Linked DNA regions of Homo sapiens: region 2 is linked to region 1. The links are chromatin loops, found by intact Hi-C in ENCODE. Cell type or tissue: heart left ventricle. All regions are shown on one strand.

The links. Hi-C counts contacts between places; a loop is a spot of excess contacts. Peaks named below come from ENCODE experiments on the same cell type or tissue, not always from the same donor. Only the 100,000 strongest peaks of a DNase experiment are listed, where the experiment ranks them.
Region 2: a loop joins it to region 1, with 2.5 times the contacts of the local background. A loop is called at or near these places in 26 of 110 quality-filtered maps.

The regions. Positions count from the first base shown.
Region 1 is chr11:45,661,735-45,669,734 of GRCh38, forward strand. CHST1 (carbohydrate sulfotransferase 1) reads right to left here and starts at 3,888. Exons shown (of 4, transcript NM_003654.6): 1 at 3,444-3,888. RefSeq lists an enhancer at 1,077-1,730. In heart left ventricle, no CTCF peak of the experiment used is centred here; DNase peaks (open chromatin) are centred at 3,134, 3,601 and 3,927; H3K4me3 peaks cover 2,668 bases; H3K27me3 peaks cover 453 bases.
Region 2 is chr11:45,402,974-45,410,973 of GRCh38, forward strand. No RefSeq gene overlaps it. Among named protein-coding and RNA genes, the nearest start is that of LINC02687, 36 kb to the left of the region's middle. In heart left ventricle, a CTCF peak has its summit at 3,505 (motif pointing right); no DNase peak of the experiment used is centred here; H3K27me3 peaks cover 841 bases.

The DNA.
Region 1 (8,000 bases):
CCTGGAGCTGAAGCCCATCTTCCAGGAGGGGAGGAGGGAGCCCTGCCAAGGAGCAGGGAACCTGAGGGCCATGGAGGGGAGGGCTGCAGTGAGAGAGAAGGGCCGGTAAGGGAGACCGGGTAAGGCATCAGTGGCACTCAGAATCTCCCCTAGCTGCACTCCTCAATGCTGCTGAGGCAGGCACTGGGGCGGGGAGCCCCTCACCCTGCCCCAGCAGGCAGGACAATAACAGATCAGCAGCTGCTCAGGCTGGAGCCCCAAGCCTGTCCAGACTCTCAGGGCATGCTGGGAACAATTGAGCACTAGAGGTTCTAACTTGGGGTTAGGAGAGTGTGCAGGATCTGTTACCTTTCTGAAGAGCTCCCTGTCCCTCTCTGGCTGATCAAGAGGAAGACAGATGCTTCTCCAGCCAGATGAACCAGCCTCTCTAGGATCAGGGACAGTGGCCTGCCCCACCCCAACCCCTTTACTCTGTCACAGAGGGCCACCATCTCTGCCTGGACCTCTTCTGCTCCTCTCCATCTGCCTCAACCCCTAGGGGCTCCAGGGCTGACCCCTGCCTTTAGCGGGAAGGCTGAGGCAGGGAGCTGCCTGTCCATCTGGATTTACTCCCACAAGGCTCCTAGACAGGTAGGGTCTGAACAAAACCCAGGGCTGCCTAGCACTGTGCCAGGCCCTCAGGAACCTGAAACAAATGCTCCGTAGAAAAAAATGGCTGGCTGCTTCCCAGCGGGGGGTGTGCCGGGGCCGCTGGGGAGAGGCTGTTTCAAAGCAGGAGGCCAGCCCAGCAAGATGTCAGGACCACCTGCTGGGACCTAGGGTAAGGATCTAGGTGAGCATGCTTGGGGAGTTTCTTCCAATGTCCTGACTTAATTCCTAGGAATGATGCTTTGGAACACTTACTATGGCACCATTCTAAGTGTGTCTCATATATTACTGCATTTGACCTTCACAACAATGCTATCAGGTCGGTGTTATTTTCTCCATTTACAGAGGGGAAAACTGAGGCAGGGAGAGGTAGCCATGAGCCCGGGCACCTAGCCAGAAGGTCCGTGGGAGAAGCAGCAGCCTGCCAAGAGTCACAGCAGCAGCTGAGCGGCATCCAATGGCAGGACCCCAGTGGGTGGGGAGAGACAGCCCCTCTGACAGGGAGGCCAGAGCCTTGCCCACCCCTCACAGTCCCCACCGAAGGGAGTTGGTCCAAGTCCCGCCACACTTGTGGAGCCTGGTTTTACTATATGTTTCCCTTCTCCCCCACCACAGCCGCTACACCGAGTCCTCTGAACAAGTCTGTTTCCATGGAAACCATACAGTGACTCAGGGCTTCGGGACCTTCTCTGAACCAGATTATGAATATCAAATGCTCCCTCCCCACACCAATGCAGAGTGGAGTTGGGAAAGTAAAGAGAGATCCACAGCGGGCAAGGGAGGGAGACAGAGGGGTAGGCAAGGGGAATCTAGTAGGGCATGAACCTGGCCCCCAGGGAGGACCTGGCACTTGAGCCCCTCCTGCAGACTCAGTGGAACACAGAGGTACTCCTCCTCCGATGCGGCCTGACACACACCCCTCTATCAGTGTCGTCAGCACCACCCTTGCCCAGGAGCTAGGGCCCTGTCGGCAAGGGTTGGGGGGAGAGTGGTCAGGGGGATACATCCCTCTCCCAGCAGGGGCCTGTGACTCACAGAGATGGCTCAGGGGCCAGGACAGAGGGAAGCTTGACTTTGGATGTTGGGGAGGAAACCCCTGGCCAAAAGCATTGCAACTACTCAGCAAAGAGGGAGATTTGGATTTTAGGGAAAATGCGTTTCTGCTTTGAGATGGGGAAGCCGGGTGTTGAGTGAAGGGGGCTGGGGGTGGCACCTGGCCATGATTTTGAAGACCCAGCAGAGTTTGGGGGATGATTAGCAGAGACTTGCTCTCCCTGGTGCCCCTCCCCTCCCCACCCCATCACTGTGAAGCATCCTGGCCTAGGGCTGCTCACCGCCAGGATGAGGGACTGGCAACAGGAAAATCAAAGGTGCCATGCCAGGCTCCTGGCCTCCTGCAGGGGTTCAAGGCTCAAGGGCAAATCCACCCATTCCTTTCCCCAGCAGCTCCCTAAAGACCCGGTAGGGAGGGGAATTGAATAGGTTGGAAGCCTGATACCTCCCTGGTGAATGTGATGTGTGAGTCATGACGATGAAAGCACTTTGAAAAAGAAACAGGGTCATCATGATGCCTGGAAGTGTCCCCACTGCTGAGGACAGGAGCCTGGGAACTGCCTGCCCAGGTAAGGTCTCTGCCTGAGACAGCAGGCCCCACTGCAAGGGGCTGAGGAACCTCTGGAGGTAGACACCTGGCCCACTCGTTCCCACCTGCTTGCCTCTGACGTCCCTGTGCTGGTCAAAGCAGCTTCCTCCCAGCCAGGGTGCCTGACTCCTGCGCCCAAGCCTGCCCCCAGCTCCTCCCACCCCTCCAGAAGTTGCTGGACTGAATTTCTGTCCTTGACTGGACAGCCACCTCCCCTGCCCCAGCCTCCAGCTCCCTGTCAATGGCCGGCCCAAGCCCGTCTTCAGGCACCTGGACCCTAGGAGTGGCCCTTCCTAGGGAGTCCGCTGCCGAAGAGCAGTTTTAAGTCCACCAAGAGGAAGCCGGCCCCAGAGCTGAGGAAGGCAGTCCTGTGAAAGGGCAGGCCCGGGGTGGGGGAGGGGGCACACCTGAAATCAGGCCAAGGTGCCACTCCAGGACGACCCCCGGGTCTTACCTTCCTCAGGCAGCCTGGCCTTTTAACGCCCAGCATCCCAGCTAGGGTTACTCTGGGCTGTTACCGCGAAAGCCAGCACTGGGTCCCTGGAGCCTGGGAGGGGCTGATCCCCGGGTCCTACCCAGAGAAGAGCGGGAGGGTTGTTCCGGCTTTCCGTGGTGGGCTCTGCACCATCCGGCGGCTCCGGCCCCACAGGGGCCCAGCTCATCGCAGCGGTCTGGGTGCGGAGGCCGGGCCAGGGCTGGGAGCAGGAAGCAGGGAGCGGCGCCCCCGCCTCCGGGTGCAGCTGGGTTTGGAAAGTTGGTGCGGGCGCGGGGACCTCAGGGTCTCAAGGCGCCTCCGCAGACCCGAGCCAGGCGGGTCGTGGGACGGTGAGCCCGGAGCAGCCCCTGAGTGCGCTCCGCAGCGGAGGGGAGCCAAGCGCCTCGGGGGCCACCGCGCGTCTCAAGTTTGCTGCCCTCCTCGAATGGGGGCAGGGAGGGCTGAGGTGATCGCGGCGCTCACCGGCCACCAGCCCCGGCAGCCCCTTCCTGCGCCCAACACGCCGCCGTTCCTCGCCGCCGCCACCCCTCCGCTCACCGCCGGTAGCTGCTGTCCCCGAGCGGAGGGGCGTCTCCCACCGCGCCCGCGCCCCTCCCGGCTGCTGCGGCGGAGTGTCCGCTCCCGCCCGCCCCGGAGCCCGCGGGGCCCGGCCAATACCTGGTCGGGGACGCGCCGGGAGCAGCTGCAGCGCCCAGCGCCGGCTCCATCCTCGGGTCTGGAGTCAGGGTCGCCGGGGACCCGCGGGTGGCGGCGGCGGCAGCAGCCGCGGCGGCATCCTCCGCCTCCCGCGCCCTCCTCCTCGGCCTCCCTCCTCCCTCCTCTTCCTCCGACTCCGCGCGCGCCTCACGGGCCCCTCTTCATGGCCCGGGGGCGCGAGCCCGGGGCGGCTCGAGCAGCTGAGTGCGTTCTCTCCGGCCGGACGCGGGACCCGGGGCCGGGGCTCAGGGACCCGAGAGATGCCGGGACAGGGGCCGGGACCCGGAGCGCCGCAGCCCCGGGCGCCGGAGGAGAGCAGCAGCCGCAGGCACCAGAGCCTCTCGGAGCGCCCGCCCGCGTCCCCGAGCCAAGAGCAGCGGCGGCAGCGGCGGCTACAGCTCCGAGCGAGCGGCAGGCGCTGCGGTCCCGGCTCCACCCCCGAGCCGCCCGCCCCTTCTCCTCCCCACCCCTTCGGCGCGCGCCTTCCCGCCCCCCGCGCCGCCCCAGCCGCGAGCGCCCTGGACACCCACTCCGCAGCCAGGCTCCGGAGCCCGCCCCCACCCACCCGCCGGGGGCAGCCACGCCCACCACCCGGACTTCGGGCGGCCGGCGGGCAAGGGCACCGGCTGTCTCTGGCACCTCTCCGCGTAGCCTCCCTTCCCCTTACCCCCGAGGGCGCTGCTGGCCGGGCCGCCAAAGCCTTTCGCCCCCCCAGCGCCCCTCGCCGCGGAAGTCCTGCTGGAGTCCCAGCCTGGCCCCTGGCCCAGCTGTCCTTTACCTCTTGCCCAGCCAGCGGCACAGAGGGACTTCAGAACCCAGAACTGAAGCCAACCATCTCTGTGTGCAATACCCTGACACACACCCCTAGCCTTTCCTCCTTCCCCGCCCCTCTGCTTCTCAAGTGTGGGGATGAATCATTTGTCCCCGCTGCAGTTGTCCCTCTTGGGCAGGGTCAGGGGGTGTCTTAATGGGACCTTAGAGTGGGTTTGCTGGCTGACCGTCTTCTAGGCCGCTCCTCCACACTGCCCACCTTCTTCCTACCAGACTGCCCCTGGCTTTCTAGGTGGCAATCTGGAGCCACCACTGCTTTTATGGATGAGGGATGGGGACAGAGCTGGCCAGCCGAGCACCTTGGGCCTGTATCCTCTGCACAAATATTGACTGAGCATCTTCCACAGGCCTGGCCTTCATGGGCACCAGGGACTGGTTGATGAACCTCTCAGAGTGGAGTGGAGGAGAAGCAGGGTGCATGAGCAGAGCAATATCATGTGATCAGTGGCCCCTGGGCTGGAGAGGACGGCCAGGAGTCCCAGCTCTGCCACCACATCTGACATGACTGAGGCTGCCCACCCCAGTGGCCTGTTTCCTCATCTGGAGACTAGGAAGGTGCTTTGTCTGGCTGAACCTCTGATGCTCCTCAGTTCTGACCAAATGGTTATTTCTGAAGCAGAGGAACAGTCAGCCTTCATCTCCACCTGGAATCTCTGATTCCCGACTATAGCTCTCCATCACTCCTGGACTGGGGCGCAGAGAGCAGTGGATGGCTTGAAAACTCCAGGCATTCTGGGAAAGCCTCGTCCCCGATGTATGGGCAAGCAGCTGCTGCCTCCATCCCACACAGTGAAGCACAGCAGAATGGTTAGCACAGCAGTTTCCTGGGTCAGAGGAACCTGCTGTGTGTTTGCTGGGTGACTTTGTGTGAGTGATCAGCCTCTCTGCGGCTCAGTTTCCTCATCCAGAAGACAGAGGTACTGATCCTCACCCTGTAGGGGTGTTGTGAACACTGGATGGTAATGTGTGTAGAGCATTCAGCAGTGTCTGGCAAGGGGGTGAGTACTTAATAATTGCACATTGTTGCGTTCAGGGTAGCCAGGAACAAACATTCACTCACTCGCCAAGAGGAGAACATGACAGCTGCACTTCCCTGGAGGACTGGGCTCTCGGGTCATCAAGAAGGTCTCCCTCTCTCCACCCAGAGCAGATGGTATGAAGGCCCTTGCCCCAAGGGTCCCACTAGACCAAATGGTCATTTATCTTGGTCACAATTGCAAACTCATAACTATAAACTCCTCTCCCCCATCTCCACCCCCATCAAGCTGGAGGGGCTAACAGCACCTTCCAGTGCGCATTCCTGTAGCCACAGCACCTGGGATGGCAGAGTCAGTCCTCAGTCCTGACTCCAAGGCTACCAAGTCTGTTTCTCCACCTGCCTTCCCCCTCCCCACCCCCACCCAGGGAGTGGCAGCGTACTGAGATGCCTAACAAGAGTGGTGCTGACCTTCCAAAAGCTAAGACTTCATGTTTCCAAATCGTGACTGTCCCTCTATAAAAAACCAAGCTCTAATAGCCTTGGGCTGAGCCATCAGAACCTTCCTTTTCACCCAGAGTTAATCCCTCCCCAAGTTTTCAGGCTGACGAGAATAGTCAGGGTTTAGAGAAAGCTTTCTCTATCTTGCACTACCAGATCCAGCGCCTCATTTTTCAAATTCTGGTGTATTTCGGGTAGAGAGGAGGGAAAAGTACATCTGGCTGACATGAAAAGATTGGTGTGGTTGTAATGTAAAGACAGAGTGGAATTTGGGAAATTTTTGAAGAACATTTAAACTCTAAAAATAGACAAAAGACCCGCTCTCAGAAACACTAGGATTCTGTCTCCCATTTCCTGGAATCCCCCACTTGACAAACATGGGTGTTTTAGGAGTGCCTATGGTGTGGATTGCACTGTGACAGGTGCCGTGGGGAAAAGGGGGAGGGGGAAACAGAAGCAAAGGGCTTGTGCTCAAGGAGTTTGGATCCTACACAATGAAGCAGCAAAGAAAAGTCACTACAAATACAATCAAATACAAAAAAATTTAGCCTTGGAAGTCAGAGGGAGGTGGACCCTTGGAGGGCCATTCAGGGAGGGCTTCCTGGAGGAGGAGAGAGTTGAACTGAGGCTTAAGAGATGGTTGGAATGTAAAAAGGCAGAAGAGCAGGAGAGCCTGTGAAAGGAAACAGCAGCTGGGTGGGCTCATTTATGGGACAGGAGGGAGATTAATATTAGTGGCTAATGTTTGAGGTCTCAAGATGGGCCAGGCACTGTGCTGTTGGCTTTGTGTGAATTATTTTATTTAACTCTCAAAATAACCCCTTGAAGTAACCAATGTCATTCCCGTTTTACAGATGAGGAAACTGAGAGCTGAAAAGTTTAAGCAACTTTCCCAAATTTACAGAGCTGGTGAGCAACAGCGCGCCACAGCAGTCTGGCTTCCACATACCTGGGCACTCTGCTCTGCCACTCTGGCCAGGCTGACTCTAGTGGGGGCACCTGCAGGGAGGAGCTGGAGGTCAGGCAGTCTAGGGAGGCCAATGGCAGGTGGCAGGGCCTTCAGAAGCCCTCAGACAGAGGCATTTCCTGAAATGCAGCCCTCTGGCCTTCCTAGGGAACTCTAAAATGAGATATTCCCTCTTCTCTCGTCTGCATGCAGGTCCCTGAGGTATTTGGAAATTTGTTAAGGGATCTGGGGGGCTCAAGATTCTGGCTTTTTAATATCTTTCAACTGTCCATGTGGAGGCGATCTGTGCCACCCACCTTGTTATTTCAGTCTGTTCTGGGAGATGGATGGCCCAGGCTCTGATTTAAGATCTGCCGCGGCGATCCTCAATTTCCCATGTCTCATGGGGGACAGTGACAAGGCAGCAAGCACACGGAAGACGGCTTAGCTGTGCCCAGACTCCAGGCCCAAGAGCCCACAGCACCTGCAGAAAAAGTTCCAACCAGAAAAACCTGGGCAAAAACAGACAGGCCCAGCAGACCTTTCCCGCAGGTGATGTGGAAACCCATTCATAATAGAGCCGGAGGGGCCCCAGAGGTGAGCTGAACCAACTCCCGTATCTCACAGCTGGGCAAACTGAGGCCCAGAGAAGTTGCGTGACTTACCCAAGGCCATGCAGAAGTGAATTGAGCCTCCAACTGCGTCTCCTTTTTCAGGAAAAGCCCTCTTACTTGCCTCCTATCCCCCACTTCTGCCCTGTTCTGGATGAATTCCTCTTCTGGATGAATCAACCTCTTTGTTGTTGAAATAAAACAAAAAGGTGGGGGCCTTACTTCTGCCAGCCACTGTGCATATGATCCCATTTCCTCCTCTTACCATCCCCATGGGTCAATGGGTCTGAGGTTGCCAGGCTTTGCCAGCTCATGGATTCGGAACACCGCATCTCACTGAAACCCCTTTCCTGCCCCACCAGGTCCTCCAGCCAAAGCCCCTTGAAAAGCTACTTCACCTAGAAGGGTTTCTGTAAATCCCTCAAAGGGACATTAAGTTACTCCCAGACCAACCTGTCACCTGCATTCACCTCTAGCATGTTCTCCGTTCCTGCTCTAAGAAACTGCCAGAGGCAAAGCAGCTACTTAAAGGAGTGCCTCATCCTAGCCTCACCAGGCTTCCCTCATTATGTCCCTTGTTGGGGAGCTAATGTTCAGGCCAAGGGACAAGCCCTGATGCTCCCATAGCTCCAGGCTGAGGCCACCAGAAGCAG
Region 2 (8,000 bases), 260 kb before region 1:
ACCAGGTCAGGCATTTGAGACCATCCTGGCTAACAAGGCGAAACCCTGTCTCTACTAAAAATACAAAAAAAATAGCCGGGCGTGGTGGCGGGCGCCTGTAGTCCCCGTTACTCGGGAGACTGAGGCAGGAGAATGGCGTGAACCCGGGAGGCGGAGCTTGCAGCGAACCGAGATCGCGCCACCTCACTCCAGCCTGGGCGACAAAGCGAGACTCCGTCTCAAAAAAAAAAAAAAAAAAAAAAAAAAAAAAAAAAAAAGAGTGAATATTGGAAGGGATCTAATTATAATTCAATAGTGCTGTCATAATAATGGACAACATTTGTTCAGAGCTGAGGTGGGAAAATGGAGTTTTCTATATTTAAAAAGAATCTGTTTTCTCTATTTTCTGTGAAAGATGCTGCATTCATTACTCGTGCTTCCTACCAGTATAACGGTATAATGGCATGCTTGAGAAACAAGTTAGGACATCAGTCTGTGTGTTCTGTAGTCTGGATTCTTTTTTTTTTTTTTTTTTTTTTTTTTTTGCCTCCTTGGTGTCTGCTCATTTTTCTAAGATCCAGATCAGCTATGGGCAAATTCACTGGGAATAGGATAAAGTGAAGGTCTTCTTTTTCTTTTCTCAGTGGACTAAAAAACTCTTAAGTGTTTCTTTTGTATTCAAACCCAAAACTGGTACAAAGTCCATTAAGAGAAGCCACAGCTGCAGAACATACTTTCTTCCCATTGTCAATGTCTTATTTCTTCCCTCAAGATTCACTTTCTGTATAGTCACCTCGAGGAATGACTCACTGAAGACATTAGGGATTGGGGAACTGCCATCCCCTCCTAGATTACCCAGACCAAATACTGCTTTTTCCTCAAATGCTTTCTCCTGCCATATAGTTTTGCTCTGTTTTAACTCTATAAGGGGAGCCACCAAAAACAATAGGCAGACTATCTTTACCTTGTGTTGATTAAAAGGTATCATTAATATGGGGAAAATGAGGACAACAGTTTGTTTCTGGAATACTCTTTGTTCTTTTATAGAGCTGCAGAGTGATCTGTTATAGAGAGACCCTCTAATTTAGCCAGTCCCCTATTGCTGGATATATAGGTTGTTTCCACTCTTTATCAGCATAAATCTTTAAGTTTAAATAAATCCTCTTCTTCCTCATTCACTCTTGACAGCACTTGTTTAAAGGGGCAAATGGTCTTGTTCAGTTGCAACCTCTGCTCCATCGCTACAGCTCCATGCTTCTTGAAGACACAGATCCTCTTCCCTTCCTCCACCTCTTCTAATACCCTCCCATCCCCAATTCCAGAAATCTCCAGGAGTCAACCTTGACTCCTCCATCTCCCTCCACTCCCACGCCCAGTACGTCCACTTTACTTCCACAGCACAACCCTATGCAGCTCACTCCTTCCCCATCACCATCCTCCTGAGTCCAAGGCTCCATCAGATTGGGCTGGGACCATTGCAGTAAACTCCTCTCCTGTTATGGAAATCAGACTGGGTCACTACTCTACCTGAAGCCATCGATGGCTGCCTAGTGCTCAGGAGATAAAACCCCCAAATCCTCACCACCACCCTGTCTCATCTCCATCGCTGTCCCCCTGCTCATTTCCTTATGATGACCTATCAAGCTCTGTCCTGTCTCCAAGCAGTTGCACAAACTGTGTCTTCTGCTTGAGCACCGTCCCCACCACAGACACCCTCCTGCTCCCCCTGACTCTCACTTCCCTGAGTCTCAGCTTACACAGCACTTCCTCACACAGGCCATCCCTGCCTCCTGTCTGAAAGTGCTCGCCCATCCAAAGCTCTCATCCCCATGGCTTGTCCATTTCCTTACATCATACATCATCATGTGTAATTACATAGTTGTTTATTTGTCTGTTTAATATCCATCTCCCCTACTAGAATATAAACTGAGGGCAAAGATGTGTGTCTTATTCACTGCTCTGTCCCTTGTCCTTCTTAGGGGACCTGACTGGTGTTTGTCAAATGAATGAGTGTTTGTGGGCCCCTGTTCTTTGCCAGCCCTTGTGCTCAGTACTGGGCATCCAAAGTTTAATAGGACCCACTGACTGCCCACCTAAAAAACAGAGATTTGCACCTTCCTGGTAATACGACCCAAGAAAGAAGAGTTAACTCTACCACAGAGAAAGTCTGGAAGGATAAGGGACATTTAATCAGTGAGGAAGAAGAGAATGGGCATTCCAGGCAGAGGGTACAGCATCAGCAAAGATCTGGAGACACCCAGCCTATGGTATGTTTGGGAGCTCGTATAGACCCAGGGAGCTGGAACACAGAGTATGCAGTAAGATGGGATGAAGTGATCTGGGAAATTTCACCGAAGTCCTACTGTGATGGGTCAAGGAGTTGCAATATTTTTGTTGTTTTCTATTTCTTTGTATCCCTAGACTTTCCCTCAGTACTGGACATACAGTAGAAGCTCAACAAAAAATACTAGATGTAACCCGATGAGACTAGATGTTCCTTCTGCTGTTAATGAAGAGGAAACCAACAATTCTAGATTCAAAAGTGACTTTCCTTGCGTCCTCTTCTGTCAAATATTTTGGAAATCCCTGTATTAGTCAGGGGAAGCTAAGCTGTAGTAACAGAGACCCCCTTTGCAAAATCCAGTATCTTAAAGAAAAATAATTATTTCTCTCTTTTACAATAGTTTTGGGCAGGTAGCTGATTTAGGGTCTCAGGTTCCTTCCATCTGTTTCTCCACAATTCCCCAGGGTATTTTGAACCTCTCTGTGGGTGAAGCTGGGTCTCACCCATGTCCTGGTTGTAGGCAGGAGGAAGGAGAAAGAGATTGAGATGGAGGTGGGCCCATTGTCTTAAAGGCTCCGGCTTGAATGGGGCATGCATCACTTGTGCTCACATCCCATTGGCGAGAACTTGACCTAACTGCAAAGGAGACTGTGAAGTGTAATCTAGCTGGCCAGCCAGGTGCCATAATTTTACTGCTCTGGAGGCAGGAAAGCATGGAATTTGGTAGACAGTGAGCCAGAGGAAGTCACTGTGGCAGCCTCCAGTTCACCATCATGGAGGAGCAGGTGGCCAGGTGCATGGCCTTTGCATGACTCCAGGTGCCCCATGCGTCTATCCCCCAGGGAGTGAGCCCTGAGCTCTGTTCACTGCCCCCAGCTATGAGGGAGAAGATCTTGGGGTTCCTCTGACCTCTGTCTGCCTGGTTCTTCTAACAGGGCTCTCTGTGGTAGGGCCTCTCCTCAGCCTTTCTCCTGTCTTTCATTCCTGACTGGTGATGACCCTGGTCCAGACCTGGACTTGGCCCTCCTGCTCTGAGAAGAGCCTTGGTCAGCAAATAAACACCTGGGGCCACATTCTAGTGGCCCACAGGGACTGTGGAACTGCAGAAACTCGTTTTAAGTGCTTGAGAAGTACCTTATATGATATAGAAACAAGCCATTAATTGCAAATCATTATTTTCCTGTGATTCTTACAGTTCCCCAAAGACTATCTGCCAATATTGCAGTAGCCCAATAGGGGTCACTGTATGTACCTAAAAGTAATAAACCTGCATTTTAAAATCCTGTAATCTAAATTCAACTTTTATTGGACTTTTATTACAAATAGTATAAAATCTCATTAATATTAAAATTAACGATAGCTAATATTTATTGAGCACTCACTGTGTCAAGCACTATATAGCACCTCAGAAGCAATCTCTCACTTAATTCTTACTACTCCTAGTGTGGAACACTGGGGGTTCGCATTTCAAATGCAGAAACTGAGGCTTAGTGAGGTTAGATGGCTTGACAAAGGCCACACAGTTAATATAGAGCAAAGCCATAGCCAGGCACAATGGCTCATGCCTGTAATCCTAGCATTTTAGGAGGCTGAACTAGGTGGATCAGTTGAGCCCAGGAGTTCAAGACCAGCCTGGGCCACATGGTGAAACCCCATCTCTCTACAAAAAAAAAAACAAAAAAAAAAAACAAAAAAAAAACACTTAAAATTAGCCGGGGCATGGTGGCACACACCTGTAGTCCCAGCTACTCGGGAAGCTGAGATGGGAGAATCACCTGAGCCCCAGAGGTCGAGGCTGCAGTGAGCAATGATTGTGCCACTGCACTCCAGCCTGGGCATCAGAGTGAGACCCTGTCTCATATAAAAGAAAAATAAAAAGAGCAAAGCCAGGATTTGACTCCATTTCTGCCTAACTCCAGAGCCTTAGTTCACCATGAAGCTGCTAGCCTAAGCAACATGAAAGTGACTTTCACTGAAAGCTGCATGGCACTCCACAGCTTCTCAATCCTTGCAACACCCCTGGTTTACCTCTATTCCCATTTCAGCTGAGGAAACGAGGTGCAGGAGGTCAAATACACACAGTAGGGAGCCATTCTTGTTGGCCGTCTGCCCCTGCATAAAGCAGGGGTCACCCCTGCCCTGGAGGGACAGCTCTCCTACGTGGGTGGGCAGCATCCTCAGACCCTTGGACCTTTCCACACTGCTTGGAAGGGAACCGATGGCCACTCTCCTTCCTGAGAGAAGCCAGCAGGACCTTGCTGCCCCATGATGATGCTGTCAGACCCTCCTCCCTCTGACTCCTCCCCAGGCCTTGCCACCCTCCCCTTGCCACCCTCCCCTCCCCTTGCTGGTCCAGGGCTGAGCCTTTATCCTTATCCTGGCCCCTATCTTGCTCTTTCCTCCACCCTCTTCAATCAGCACCTTGATCTTTGTAAACTGCTAGTGAACCTGATAATGTCACCTTCTGCCTAGAAACCTTTCATGTTCCCAATACCCGCAGAGTAAAGCTGCTGCCTGGCACCTAGGTCACCTAGCATGATCTGGCTTTGCCTCTGTTCCTGGTTTTTGTCTACTACCTCATCTGCCCCCTTCCCGCCAGCCCAATGGGTGCTCCCCAGCTACAGATAAAAAGAGAGAAGGTGGTGGTGGGGCCTGGAGACAAATTCGGAAAATTCTGTATTCTCCATGCCTTCTTGAAAAGTGACCATACATGCATATTAGTAAAGGCTCTGAAACCCTGCAGAGCAACGTGTTAAACTTTTATTCAACCTAATAGTCTCCATGTTTATTTGACCACAGAAGACACAGAAATCCATGTTAACATCGTGCACAGCAGCCACTTTGAAAATGCCCCTGTTTCCATATGGGACCACATTCCCTGCCCTTCATTTTGCCTCCCCACCCTCAACTCTCTGACCATCTCTCCCTGTTGAAATGTTTTAAGGCCCAACACAAAAGCCTCATTCCCCATGAAACCTTCCTGATTTCGCCCCAACTAGAGTGCTCTCCTCAACCTCAGCATTAGATTGGGCCTCTCCCTGAACTTGAACTGTAAAGTCAGCCAGAATGTGGGGTCACACGTGGTCTTTTGTCTTCTCCCTGAACATTGGGTGTCTTAAGGAAAGGGATTAAATTTTAGTTCCCTCTTCATATCTCAAACAGGGCCTGTCTCATTACAGGTGCCCTGGAACAGTCATTGAACAAGAACTGGAGAAGGAGATGCAACCTGTGAAAGGCAAAGTCTCCACCTTCTTCCACACAGCCCAGCTCTGGTTCCCACAGTCACCACTGTGGAGGGTCAGCCTGGCTCCCCAGCCCCAGAGTGGCCTGGCCTGACTCACTGATCATGCAGACAGGATGTCAGGATTCCCTGGAAGCTCAGGGGCAGGCCATAGGGACTCCACTTGCCACCCTGACTGACTCAATGTGTCCAGTCTGAGTGTCCCCTGAAGAAATACATCATCTGCCATCTGAGGGCAGGCAGCCAGGCACTGACCTAGGATCAGGCCTTCTCACTTGTAGCTGGCTGCCTCCATCCTTTTGAGCTGGGAAGTTGTGAAGAATTTGTTAAGAACCAGAAAGAACTTGTTTTGGGGACCACAGGCACGTGTCAGACCCAGGTCCCAAAGCCCTGGGCTTGCAGAGCCAGGTGGGCTGTGGGAATGAGACATGGCAGGGGCAGGGTTCCTGCTGAATTGGGAGAGCCCTGTCCAGCACCAGCCAGTGAAGCCCGGTGAGTTAGCACCCAGGAAAGCCAGACCTTCTGATTTGTATGTCAATCTCCTGATATTGAAAAATCGGCTCAAGACATTTTTTGACCCTGAAAGGTAAAGAAAACCAGGCAGCTGGTCCAACCTGTCCTGTGGCTGTCGGCTTGACCTTTGTGTTAGGTTAGCATCATACCAAGCCAAGTGCACAGGTCAAGGTGTTGTGTGAGATGCAGCTCATCTGGCACATGGGGGTGGGCATTTCAAAGTCACGGTTGAGTGGATGAGTATGTGAAAGCTGCGTATCCGTCATGGATTAAGTAAACAGTGTCGAATGTCAGGAGCCATATCCGAGTTTCATTTTTACAATCATGTCAGCATCGGGTGCAGGTTGCTCATGTCGGAGGCAGGCACGAGGTACGCACATCAGCCATATGGTAGGTGCTGCTGTGTGTTACATGTGTATGTCGGTATCAGGTGTGGGGCCTCGGTTCACATGCTCATGTAAAGCGTGCCTGGCAACCTGTCTGGTACCCAGCCCCTCCTCCCAGCACCCCACTCCCCTCTCACAGGAATGGCTGCCTCTCCTGCTCAGGGCCTGTCCAGGTGACATAGCGGAAGCCCCTGCCTTTCATCTCCAGCCCCATAAGGTTGGGAGCCCCAAGCACATCCCAGCTCAGGGAATAAAGAGGCCCCTTTGTCGGACGCTACAGCAGACTCCCTGGTCCCCTCCTCCAGCCCTACCTCACCTATCCGTGTGCCCCACTGACCACAATCGCACTCGACCTGAGTCATGCTCCCTGGAGAAGGGGCCTGATGTCATCGAGAGCTGGCAGAGGAGAGGCATAGACAGGCTGCTGCTGTTAAAAATGACACCTCTGCAGGCTGCTGTGATACTGTGTGTGGGCCAGCTCTGTCCTCTATCTTCTCCTCTCCCTGTGGCACTGCCCTAGCAGGGCCTGCCTGCATTGCTCATTGCTCCAGGCTTTATGTTTGGAGAAGAGAGAGAGAGAGATGAACTGGGGCCCAGGAAAATATGCAAGTGGGGGCTGTGCATGAGGACCATGGCTCTGCTGCTTACCAGCTCTGGGAGCTTGAGCAAATTGCTTAAGCTCTTCTTGCCTCAGTTTACTGCTCCGTAAAATAGGGATGGGATTGTTGTGATGGTGAGAAAAGAGCTTGTCTGTGACCATGCCTGGCACAGGCACACAGTAAGCTCAATAGATTGATCAAATATTCTCTTTTCTTTCTGGCGACTGGCAGGTCCGCATTCCAGGAAGAGGGCAGAAAGAAGTGGGAAGACTGTGCTTCTCTCTCTCTCCCTGTCTTTCTCTCCCTCTCTCATTTCCTCCTTCCCTTCCCTTTCCTCAGAGCAACAGAATGACCTGTCTCTCAGAATGAGCCTGGGCCCAGGGAGCTACATTCCCAACCTGCCTCTGAAAGGCAACCCTGGAGGGCAGGTCCTCTCAGCAGGCTTGGACACCCTCTGTCCCTCCATCTTCTCCCTTTAGGTTCAGACCAAGGCTGCGCCCTCACCCAATTGCCTTTATTCTGAACCTGCTGCAAGACAAGCTTCCATCTTCTGCAGGAATAAGTATGGCTGGAAAAAGTGCAGGCCAAGGAGTCAGCCCTGCACCTCCCTGGCCAGGGGCACTGCATACATTCCTGGCCTGGTGACTTCACGCATCTTTAGGGCAGGAAGAGTACCCTGGCAGGGCTGTTAGGAGGACTTGCTGAAATGACATTCTTAATGCTGCTAGTTCAGAGGGCTTTAGTCCACGTCCTTCACTCCTATAAATTTCCTTTCACTCTGTGCAAAGTGCAGAGGTTGTCAGGCAGCAGCTTCAGAGCCCCTGACTCCCCTGGGGCATGGTGGCCCTCACTGGATCTGCTTCCTCCCTCGAGGTGGGGGCCTTCCCTGTCTGTCTGTGAGTACCCTGGTCAGCATGTGGGTCTGTCTCTTGTCCGATTTCCCTTCCCTTGTCCTTATCACCCCTCCCAACCCGACCCCCGACCAGGACAATGCCAAG